Linked DNA regions of Homo sapiens: all the other regions are linked to region 3. A link is a contact called in ENCODE Hi-C or POLR2A ChIA-PET data. All regions are on one chromosome and are shown on one strand. Each heading gives the region's core, a stretch centred on a gene start or an enhancer-like site at or near the end of the contact. The rest is flanking DNA. Distances are from core to core; before and after follow the strand shown. Region 1 holds the start of AASDH (aminoadipate-semialdehyde dehydrogenase). Region 2 holds the start of SRP72 (signal recognition particle 72). Region 3 holds the start of OCIAD1 (OCIA domain containing 1).

Region 1 (3,365 bases), core at 334-2,833, 7.6 Mb after region 3:
GAGTCAAGTTTTCTTTTCTTTCTTTTTTTTTTTTTAATTTATTCACACCTATTTGAATTGATTTCCTGACTCAAAATTTTCATTTATATCAACTAATTAACATCAATTAGGAAAAAGAAATCCTAAAGAGAGTAAAATGAACCAATAACTGCCAAGACCCATAAGTTTGAAAATGCTGTGATTTCTAAATATACAGTTTAAACATATAAGGCAACTTTAGTACTTACATTATTTATTTTTAGTAGGCATTTCTATAAATATTAGCTCTTTTTAATGCACAAGATACAATTTTAAGCTTTCCTCAGACATACAATGATCATTATGTAAATATAAGGGAGGCTTTCTGCAGCAGGCGCTTAAATTATGAGGAATGAGTTCATTTCGCAACATACAGGTAGCGCAGAAGGGTACCTACACATCTATACGATAATTAAGATGTTTCTTTCCATTTTCCCAATGGTTGCTACAGACATTTAAGGTAAAATCCATTCTTCTTGTCTCAGGTTTTCATTTTCATTCATTGAATCACAAATAACATTCTCTGCAGTAGAGAATACTAAACTTATTAATGCCCAAATGTTTGAGACCTTAAAAAGGAAAAAAAGGCCGGGCGCGGTGGCTCACGCCTGTAATCCCAGCACTTTGGGAGGCCGAGGCGGGTGGATCATGAGGTCAGGAGATCGAGACCATCCTGGCTAACAAGGTGAAACCCCGTCTCTACTAAAAATACAAAAAATTAGCCGGGCGCGGTGGCGGGCGCCTGTAGTCCCAGCTACTCGGGAGGCTGAGGCAGGAGAATGGCGTCAACCCGGGAAGCGGAGCTTGCAGTGAGCCGAGATTGCGCCACTGCAGTCCGCAGTCCGGCCTGGGCGACAGAGCGAGACTCCGTCTCAAAAAAAAAAAAAAAAAAAAAAAGGAAAAAAAAAAGCAAACTCTGGTAAGCAGATTTTACATGTAAAAGGAATAAATTTACTTGCTACAACTGTAGAAGCTGCTATTTAGTCAACAAAGATCTTAAGAGTGTCAGCAAATTCAATTGCTATGGGGCCTCTCTCTAGGCCACTGGCTGTTTTAAAAATGGATAAATAATCTAGAAACTTTATTTTCCCAATTCCCCGGCTTCTAAATTTACGGTATGCAACGAGTAACAATGCAATTTACAGCTTCCTAAACATTTCTTCATTGCTCTTCGAAACCACTCTAGGGGGTAGCTGAGCGCGGAGCACACTTATTTCCATTTGAATGGAGGGGCGGAGGCTAGTGACGCAGGAGTGTACACACAGGTCAGGGTTAGTCTGCACCACACCAGCACGCCAGACCCCGATGTATCAAATCCGAGGTCAGGCAGTGGTCCTGAAGCTGAGCAAATGTATGTGGAAGCAGGCTCAGGCCTAGCGGCACTTCGCCTCCTTCACACAGACCCCCGCCGGACACCGCGCCCTGCCGCGACTCACTTAGCAAGTCTCGCGGATTAGGTTTGATCGCATTCGGCCCTTTCCCGGATAGCTCGTCGCGGATACTTCTCACAGCGAAGCAGCAGCTCCCAGAAGCCGTAAAGCTATCCCAGAGCGAGGCACCATACGTAAATCTTCCGCGTCGCTACGTGACGTCAGTGCGAGCGACCCCGGGCCGGCTGCGTGGAGCTGGCGCTGCCTCTCCTGAAGCCGAGGCGCTAACTTGAGTGAAGAGGTCTATAGGCTTTTTCACTTTTGGTTATCTGCTCAGGCGCTCCTTGGGGTCGCGCATGGTCTCGGACAGGGTTTGCAAGGACTTCGGAGCTAACCAGTTTGGAGCCATAACCCTTTCGTACTTGCCAAAAAACTCTGGGCAAGACTCTTGAATTTTGAGCCGCAGTATTCTCGTTCATAAGGTGAGAATAAAAACATCACCTAGGGTTGATGTGAAGAGAGATGAAATCATTGTGAAATAGGAGAGTTATTGCTTTCAACCAATGACATTTTCTGGAAACGTGCTGGAGATATGGCTGCAGCAGTGACGCCTGCAAACGACGTTCCTGTCATCATGATGCTGACATTTTAATTGGGAAGCAGATTGAAACGATAACTAAGGAATTTGACAGGAGCATTTAGTAGGACCTGTAAAGAAATTAAAGCAGGTCCGAGGTGGAGTTTTGTAAACTATATGCCTGAATAGAACTTTCTGTTTCCAAGGGAATTGTTACAGTTGGAGACATGTCAATTATTACAATAAGCGTCAAGGGCAATAACAGAGGTGTTTTAAAGCTACTGTCTGGTGGCAGAATAATCGGGATTTTTTTGTTTGGGGGGTTTTAGCCGGGGGAGGGACTGCGAAGACAGCTCTGCATCAAAACAGTACGTGAGAAAAAAGCATAGGACGCTCTCGCAGCCGTAGTTGTTGGTGACAAGAAACTGTGCTTCTAATCTAAGCAAAAAATATCTCCACATGCCAACTATACTTTTCCAAGATGTACCATGGACTACTCAAACTAACACAGCCTTATTTATGTATTTAGGTTGGAAGTGGGCAAAAGTGTATCTTGTCTATGTTTCTATGTTTCTACGTTGGGATGACACCATCATCCACCCAGCCAGACAGTTATCAACCTTCCCACTTTCTTAACCTCTTACATCCGATTAGACCCTATGTCCTCTAGTTCTCAGTCTTGAGACCAGCACCCAGCTGGCTACATCAGAATTGCCGGTGGTGATGTTTTAGAAGATTCCAAATTCCTGGACTCCATCCCCGGAGGTTCATCCCCTAGTTTTCTAGTGAGGGGCCTAGAACCTGCGTTTTTTAAGTGTCATGTTCATCGCCATTACTGCTACTTTAGTTCAGGTCTTCTTGGTCAGCTTTTTCCTAAAACGTTTTCAGTTTTGTTTGCCTCTGATTGACTCTGAATTGCTGCCAAAATGATGTTTTATTATTCCAGTATCATCATCCAACTCTCTGATATTAATGATACCTTTTTTAAAGTTTTTCTTCCCTTGCAGTATCTATTTCCCTCAAGTTTCCTTTTTTTTTCTTCTGTTGATTTTGTGCTCTATCTTTCACATTAGAGGCTTTCCTAGGATGTCTGGTGGTCCTTATCTGCTCATATGTAAGTGGGGGTATATTTAAAAGTTGATTGGAAGCTGTTGAGCCCATGGGACGTTTGTTGAAAATCAAGTGGGAGAGGAGGGGTATGGAGGCTGCGGTATGTCTCAGAATTTAGTACAATTTTCACTTAATTCTCTTTGTTTTAGGTGCCTGATGTCCTCCATTACAGAGACCCCGTTTTACTCCTGAGCAATAAAAAAAGGCTTCAGAATAAGGCGGGGGCCGGGGGTGGCATAAAGGATATAACACTCTCCTAAATGAACTTCCAGTCCTTTTAGGTACCCTCT
Region 2 (3,253 bases), core at 642-3,141, 7.6 Mb after region 3:
GTAAATATGGTTCCTTGGCCTCAGAACTATAGTCCATACAGAGTGAGATAACCCTTAATTATCAGTGCTCAGAAGTGGAGTCCTATAGGGAGTCTCCCAACCTTTTTGGCACCAGGGACCGGTTTCAGGGAAGACAATCTTTCCACAGGAGTTGGACAGCTGGTTTCAGTATGATTCAAGCTCATTACATTTCCCATTAGATTCTCTTAAGGAGTGAGCAACCTAGATCCTTCACATTCCCAGTTCACAATAGGGTTTGAGCTGTGAGAAGCTAATATCACAGCTGATCTGACAGGAGCTCAGGCGGTACTGCTCACTGGCCCACCGATCACCTACTGCTGTGCCGCCCGGTTCCTAACAGGCTGCAGACCAGTACAAGGGTTGGGGACCCCTGTTCTAAGAGGATGCAACCAGAAGGCTGCCCAGTCTGCAAGATCAAATGTTTCCTCAAAGTAACTTTCAACGTATAACCAGAAAGACTGAAAGACAAAAAGTAGTTAGCAAGGCCGGGCACGGTGGCTTACGCCTGTAATCCCTGTACTTTGGGAGGCTGAGAGAGGGCGGATCACTTGAGGTCAGGAGTTTGAGACCAGCTTGGCCAACACAGTGAAACCCCATCTCTACTAAAAATTCAAAAATTAACCGGGCGTGGTGGCTCATGCTACTTGGGAGGCTGAGGCAAAAGAATCGCTTTAACCCAGGAGGTGGAGATTGCAGTGAGGTTCATCCTGGGTCACAGAGCTAGACTACGTCTCAAAAAAAAAAAAAAAAAAAAAAAAAAAAAGCTAGGTTCCTGAGGGACACAGGAAGTAGTAGAAGTTGTAAAGGTCATGACGAGATATGAGTCTGAAGAGCAGGCCATTCAATGAAATACAACATTCACATCAAGTGAATCACTCACATCGTCTTGGTGTGGTGGCTCATGCCTGTAATCCCAGCACTTGGGGAGGCTGTGGTGGGAGGATTGCTTGAGCCCAGGAGTTCCAGACCAGCTTGGGCAACACGGCAAGATCCCCGTCTCAAAAAAAAAAAAAAATCACTCACATCAAGTGTACCCAACAGATATCCATTCCCTTCGTACATCTGAACACATCTTGATATTAACGGTCGCAAGCAAACCCTAATATTTTATATCTCTAGAACAAATATAGTATCCCCATTTCACAATCGGGAAAACAGACTCCCAGAAGCTAAGTAACTTGTTTATTGTCAGACATCTAGTGAGTCGCAGAGCCAGGGAACTGACCACGGGCATTTTCACCCCATTACCCTTCCAGCTTATTGCCGACTGCTCCCGAAGGGAGCGAAAAGGACAGGCAAAGGGTTTCACCAAACCCTTTGTAATGGGAGATTCTTGCCTTCTTACCTTTCCTCACGTTTGCTTCTCTGCCAGAATGTCTTCCCGCACTTTCCCCAGAACCCAAGTTCTCCTAATCATCTTTCAAGATCCCTTTCCCTCAACCACAGATGAGCCGTGCCTATTTCTCCTTCAAATGACTCCCTATGGCTTCTAGTTGGTAGTCTTTTATTTACCACCTCATAGTCCTTTTATTTATATCCCATAAATGATCGTCCGGCCCCGCACCGTGGGACCAGGACGCTGCCTCGACCATGGCGGTCTCCTGGAAACAGGCTGCTTTGAGCCGAAACTGGTGACCGTTTCCCAACCCCGTCCAGGAGTCCGACGCCTCTTTTCTCCAGGCCAACTTCAAGTGAGGTGTATCAACTCTATCCGCACAAATTTCTTGCCACGAGAGCAGAAGATTATGATCTCTGATGCTGCCTTAGGGCTGAAGACACTCCCAACTCGGCGACGCTTAGCAATCATCGACTTCCTCCTCCTCTTGGCTGCCTCGGAGATCCTGTTCCGGGGCAGAGGTCTCCCCGCCCCGCCCCTCGTCTCCTCCAAGATGGCGAGCGGCGGCAGCGGGGGGGTGTCAGTACCTGCGCTGTGGAGTGAAGTGAACCGGTATGGCCAGAACGGCGACTTCACGCGCGCTCTCAAGACCGTCAATAAGAGTAAGTGTCGGGGTGGGCACTGGGGCGGGCCCAGGCCGGCTGGAGGATGCGGCCTGTTTCCGGCGCGCGAGACCACCTCGCGCGGGAGGCACGGGAAGGGGAGACCCCCGAAACCCCCCCGTCTATTGTCCGCCCGGCTCGGGCCCTAGCGCCCGGAAGACGCAGGTCTCACTCCTCGGCTTCACCAGGCCAGCCTGGGGTCCCTGGTTGCTTACAGCCACGTGTACTTCTCTTTTTACCCTCCGCGGGAAGCGAGGGAAGGTTTTAAAGAGACCGCAGCTCCCGGAGTCCATTTCAAACTGTTTTCTTATTTGACTCCTTTGCTGCTTTATTTCACAAATATTCCAAAGTGCCTCCTTTTCTTCTTCGTCTTGAGCGCAGTGATCAGGACTCTATTGCTGAGGGAGCTTGTTCTCTTTGGCCGCTAAAGGGGGAGGAACCTGCTTGGGACACGTAGTTTAGAGGCTGGTGCTAACCAGGTGGAAGCTGTACGGGTTCTACGGGGCGAGAGGAAAGGGCTGGATCTGGATGTCAGGCCTGTCATTCCCATAGATGAGATCTCTTCAGTGTTATTAAGTTAGGAAATATGTGTGTGGAAGCACCAACACTTGAAATAATGTCGGAAGAAAAGTTTGGCCTGTTTTTTTGCCCTGTAAGGGATGATTTCGGTTTTTACCGCCTTTGGTGTGAGGTTTAATTCATCATATTCTTTTGTTCCTTACTACATACCTGGAATATGGCCATGCTGCTTAATGTTCTCGGTGGTGCGCAGTTCTTCTCTACTGAAGATACAGCCTGTGCATGTTAGATTTGGAAATGTAATTACCAAGGCAGGGCTTAGCTGTTCAGAGTAGCAGTAACCTAAAAGGTGTGTCAGTAACATGCAAAGCTATCTAAGTAATTTTCAACACTCTAGTACTGGGTTAACGTGAAAAGTAGTGATTGTGCCCACAGTGCACTTTTGGTGATTTCAGACATTGAGGAAAATAGCTACGAATTAGAATTATTTGATCCCTAAATTTGTTTGAATTAACTCTAGCCTTCCAACCAGTACTGTATACTTAGTATAGTATTTTGCAGGAATTCTTTAATCAGCAAAGATTGTCAACTTGTTTACCAGTATGTTTTCTTAATTGGTAGAAATTCTTGTGATTCTTTGAGAATTGGACTTCTGTAGTTGCACAGGAGCAAGAGTAACTATGATCCTGGTCATTTTAACACCGAACAGTTGTTA
Region 3 (3,333 bases), core at 163-2,662:
GAAGAACAGTGGTCTAGAAGAGGGAACAGCAATTGCACAAGCCCTGGGCCCAGAAGTAAATTAGCTTGTCCCAGGAACAAAATGAGTATTAGTTACTAATACTGATTATCTCAGGGATTTATTTGGTTCTATAAAGACTTACAAGCCAACATCTCTGTCCTAAAGGAGCTCTGTAACAGAGACAGACGTAAGTAAAAAAGATCACTATTCAGTGCAAAAGTACATTGCAGTGACAGCAGTATGGACAAGCTAAGGACTAAGAAGGAAGAGTGATTACTTCTCTGGGGTGTATTTCAGGGAAGGCATCACAAAGGTGGTGATGTAAAAGCAGAATTTTGAAATATCGTTAGAATTGACAAAGCAGGGAGTAGAGTTGTACTGGGGAAACAGTGCACAGAGAACACTGAGGGCAAAGACCTCCAGGCTGTTTCTTGTTAGTGAACCCTGAAATAGAAGAAAGTGACGCTCAAAAGGCACAGGCACCACCAGGCCATGATGGGCCTTATATTCGGTGCATGACTGGAGCTATCAAAAGACTCCAAGGAAGGAAACACAGCGTTGGATTCGTTTCACGTGACTGTCTCCCTTAAGTATGTCTTCGGGAGAATAAATGTTAAATGATAAAGTGGCAAAGGGGCTCAGAAAGAGATGAGAAACCTGAGAGGCTTTGAGGGGTTGACAAATAGTAGGACTGGATTTGCCCACTGTTTAGTCACTAATAACTTGCAGTACATGGCACTAATAAATACTTCAGGAAGGAATGTATGAAAATGAGTAAAATGCTGATTGGCTGGGTGTGGCAGCACCATGTCTGATGTGTAGAAGTCGTGAGCCCCCTCATTAATAGACAGTGATGTGTTGTTTTAATTCTAACAACCCTATATGTAATTCCACTTTTCAGGTGAGAAAAACCGTAGCCTCAGAGAGATCACGGTACCCTGCCAGAGGTTGTAGAACTTGTTGGAAACTTGGATCAAGAGGGTGTGACAAATAACCAGGTATGCATGCTTAAAAATTACTTTCTACTACTTAGCCTACAGGCTCAAAGAATGAAATTATCTCATAAAAGAGATAATTTATAAAGTCGCTCTCAAAAGAGGGACAACAGAGGGTTCCGGAACGTTCCCGCCAGCCGCCACGAGAAGACCAGAGAGGTGCATCACAACAGCCCAAAGTCAAGCCTACTCCCAACCCCCTTCCCCGCCATCCAGGGAAGGGGCGGGGCAGGGTTCTTGGTCCGCCGCTGTCGCCTGCGCAGTCGCAGTGCGGCTCGTGGCCGCAGCTGCCTGAAAGGGCAAAGGGACGAGTATACGCATGCGTCTATTCCTAGGCTGCTGGCTCTCAGACCCGCAGTGAGGTCTGACGTCATTTCCTGCCGTAAGTATACAGTGCCTCCGGGTCGCGGTCATTTTGAGCCCCTGTCTGGATGACTTCTTGCGGCTGTTCTACCCCTCCCCCTCCCCGCGGTACCTTGCACTTTTCTCCCTCCCTGCCCCCTCTCGAGTCCACCCTCCGGGCCTTCTGCCCCTGATCGCTTGGTTTTCCTTGCAGTCGCCTGCTGCTGTCGTCGGGAGGTGGGTGAGGTGACGCAAACAGCCCCGTTGTTGCCCTCCGCGTATCCCCTCACCACCTTTGCGGCCATCCACGACTTTCGCACCTTCCGCCATTTTCCTGCCTGTGAGGGTGGACAGATCGCGCTCGGGTCTCGGCCTCCTGAGTGCCGGTGACTGCGGGAGGCGACGGAGTGCTTCTGGGGGTGTGAGCTGGGGAAGTTCGTGGTCACGGATGCGTGTGGGGTTGCTGCTCAGTCTGTAACGGCAGGTGGGAGACGGACACTGGGTGGAGGATGGAGTGCGGTAATCAGCGGTTGTAGGCCGCTTAGGCTTTAATCCAGCGTTGTTTTGTGTAAAGAACTTAAAATGGTATTGTCTTAAGCGCCGTGTCAGCCCTGACAGTCTTCCTGGTGTTTCTAGGAAGGATGCCGTTATGGGAAATAAGAGGGTTTCATTTTTTCTCATACGGTTGTAGGGTAAAGGTAGTTTATTCAGCAGGCTCCATCCATCCATGAATTCAGCTGACCTTTTTTATTTCTTTTCTCTAATTAAGGGGTTGGCATGTAGTAGGCCTTCATGGCTTATTGACTGAATGAATTATGGAAGGGCTCAGTTGCTGTCCTCATTGTGTATGCCATTTCCTGTTTCCATGCAAATTGTTTTTAAAATGAGAATAATCATGATCCCACGTAAACGTTCTGTAAAATACGGTTACTTGATCTGTTGGTCTGAGTCCCAATATATGAGTTTTTAAAAAAAGAACCAAATAAAAAATGTATATTCTTGGAATTTTATGCATTTTTTTCTTATATTCTTGGGGTGGAAGGAAATTTGGAGATACAGAATTTGCTGTTAGTTTTACCTCACAGGGAGAAGGATATGTCGTCTTTGTTATTCCATAATTTTGGAGTGCTCCTTTGTGGGAGAGGTTGAATGTTTCTGATGATTATTTCATTTTTTAATATGGAAGCTCAGAAATGACTTGAAATTTTTTTTCTCTTCTATTTTGGGGAATTATCCTAATCATTGGGCATAGATTCGAGAAACGACCAAAACATAGGATGTGAAAGAACCCACTTCCAGGAGGAAAAAATATGTCTGTTATTTTATTGATATCTTGATAGTAAAAAAAATTATAAACTTATAAAACGCATATGCTTTTTCAATTAAGGGACTTAACCTGAATAGTGAGTTCCAAATTAATCAGTAGGTCTGTTACTTTTTCATCTAGCTATTTACATGTGGAGTACGTAAGATATAGTAGTGTTTAATAAATATTTGTTGATTGATTGCTGTGTAGACTAGTAGTTTTACTATATCATACGTCTTGATTTACTTTGACCTATCTAGTGATAGTTTCTAATACTTAATATGTAATGTTTTTGATACAGGAAAGATGAATGGGAGGGCTGATTTTCGAGAGCCGAATGCAGAGGTTCCAAGACCAATTCCCCGTAACTATCTATTAAGTATTTATAATTAGAAGCACTTCCTATGTAAAGGAATTTTCACTGCCTTGAGTAACAGTGGCAGGTGGGCTGGCTTCATGGGCATGTGCAGACAGCGCCCCATACTTGGTTTCATGTTCTAGTCTTGTTATCTTGAAATTCATAATCATTTGGATAAGGAGTCCCACGTTTTTATTTTGCACTGGGCCCAGCACATTAGGTAGCCAGTCCTGACTAGCAGATAGTAGCATTAATTCTATTTGAAGTCAAAGTTTGTTGAAAGTGTATAAGTGGCCTGGCTCGGTGGCTCATGCCTGTAATCCCAGCACTTT

The links. A loop is a pair of places that touch in the nucleus more often than their neighbours do. ChIA-PET counts read pairs that join two places held with the same protein, here RNA polymerase II (POLR2A). Pooled maps may share reads with other maps.
Region 1: a pooled map shows a loop between it and region 3 (13-fold over the local background). The contact joins the promoter of AASDH here to the promoter of OCIAD1 in region 3. A Hi-C loop is called at or near these places in 4 of 50 pooled maps. POLR2A ChIA-PET finds 5 or more read pairs at or near these places in 2 of 52 experiments (CD8-positive, alpha-beta memory T cell and activated naive CD4-positive, alpha-beta T cell).
Region 2: a loop to region 3 is called in a map of psoas muscle, with 9 times the contacts of the local background. The contact joins the promoter of SRP72 here to the promoter of OCIAD1 in region 3. A Hi-C loop is called at or near these places in 1 of 168 maps with a recorded cell type or tissue (psoas muscle) and 4 of 50 pooled maps.

What each region holds. Positions count from the first base shown.
Region 1 is chr4:56,385,908-56,389,272 of GRCh38, forward strand. It overlaps AASDH (aminoadipate-semialdehyde dehydrogenase), which reads right to left and starts at 1,584. Exons shown (of 15, transcript NM_181806.4): 1 at 1,455-1,584. RefSeq lists enhancers at 1,002-1,509, 1,479-1,848, 1,510-2,016, 1,879-1,928.
Region 2 is chr4:56,465,726-56,468,978 of GRCh38, forward strand. SRP72 (signal recognition particle 72) reads left to right here and starts at 1,892. Exons shown (of 19, transcript NM_006947.4): 1 at 1,892-2,019. The coding sequence starts at 1,911. LOC124900706 (a long non-coding RNA gene) reads right to left here and starts at 1,833. Exons shown (of 2, transcript XR_007058126.1): 1 at 1,367-1,833. RefSeq lists an enhancer at 1,737-1,946.
Region 3 is chr4:48,829,676-48,833,008 of GRCh38, forward strand. OCIAD1 (OCIA domain containing 1) reads left to right here and starts at 1,413. Exons shown (of 9, transcript NM_017830.4): 1 at 1,413-1,574; 2 at 2,945-3,007. The coding sequence starts at 2,950. RefSeq lists enhancers at 981-1,360, 1,203-1,766, 1,767-2,329.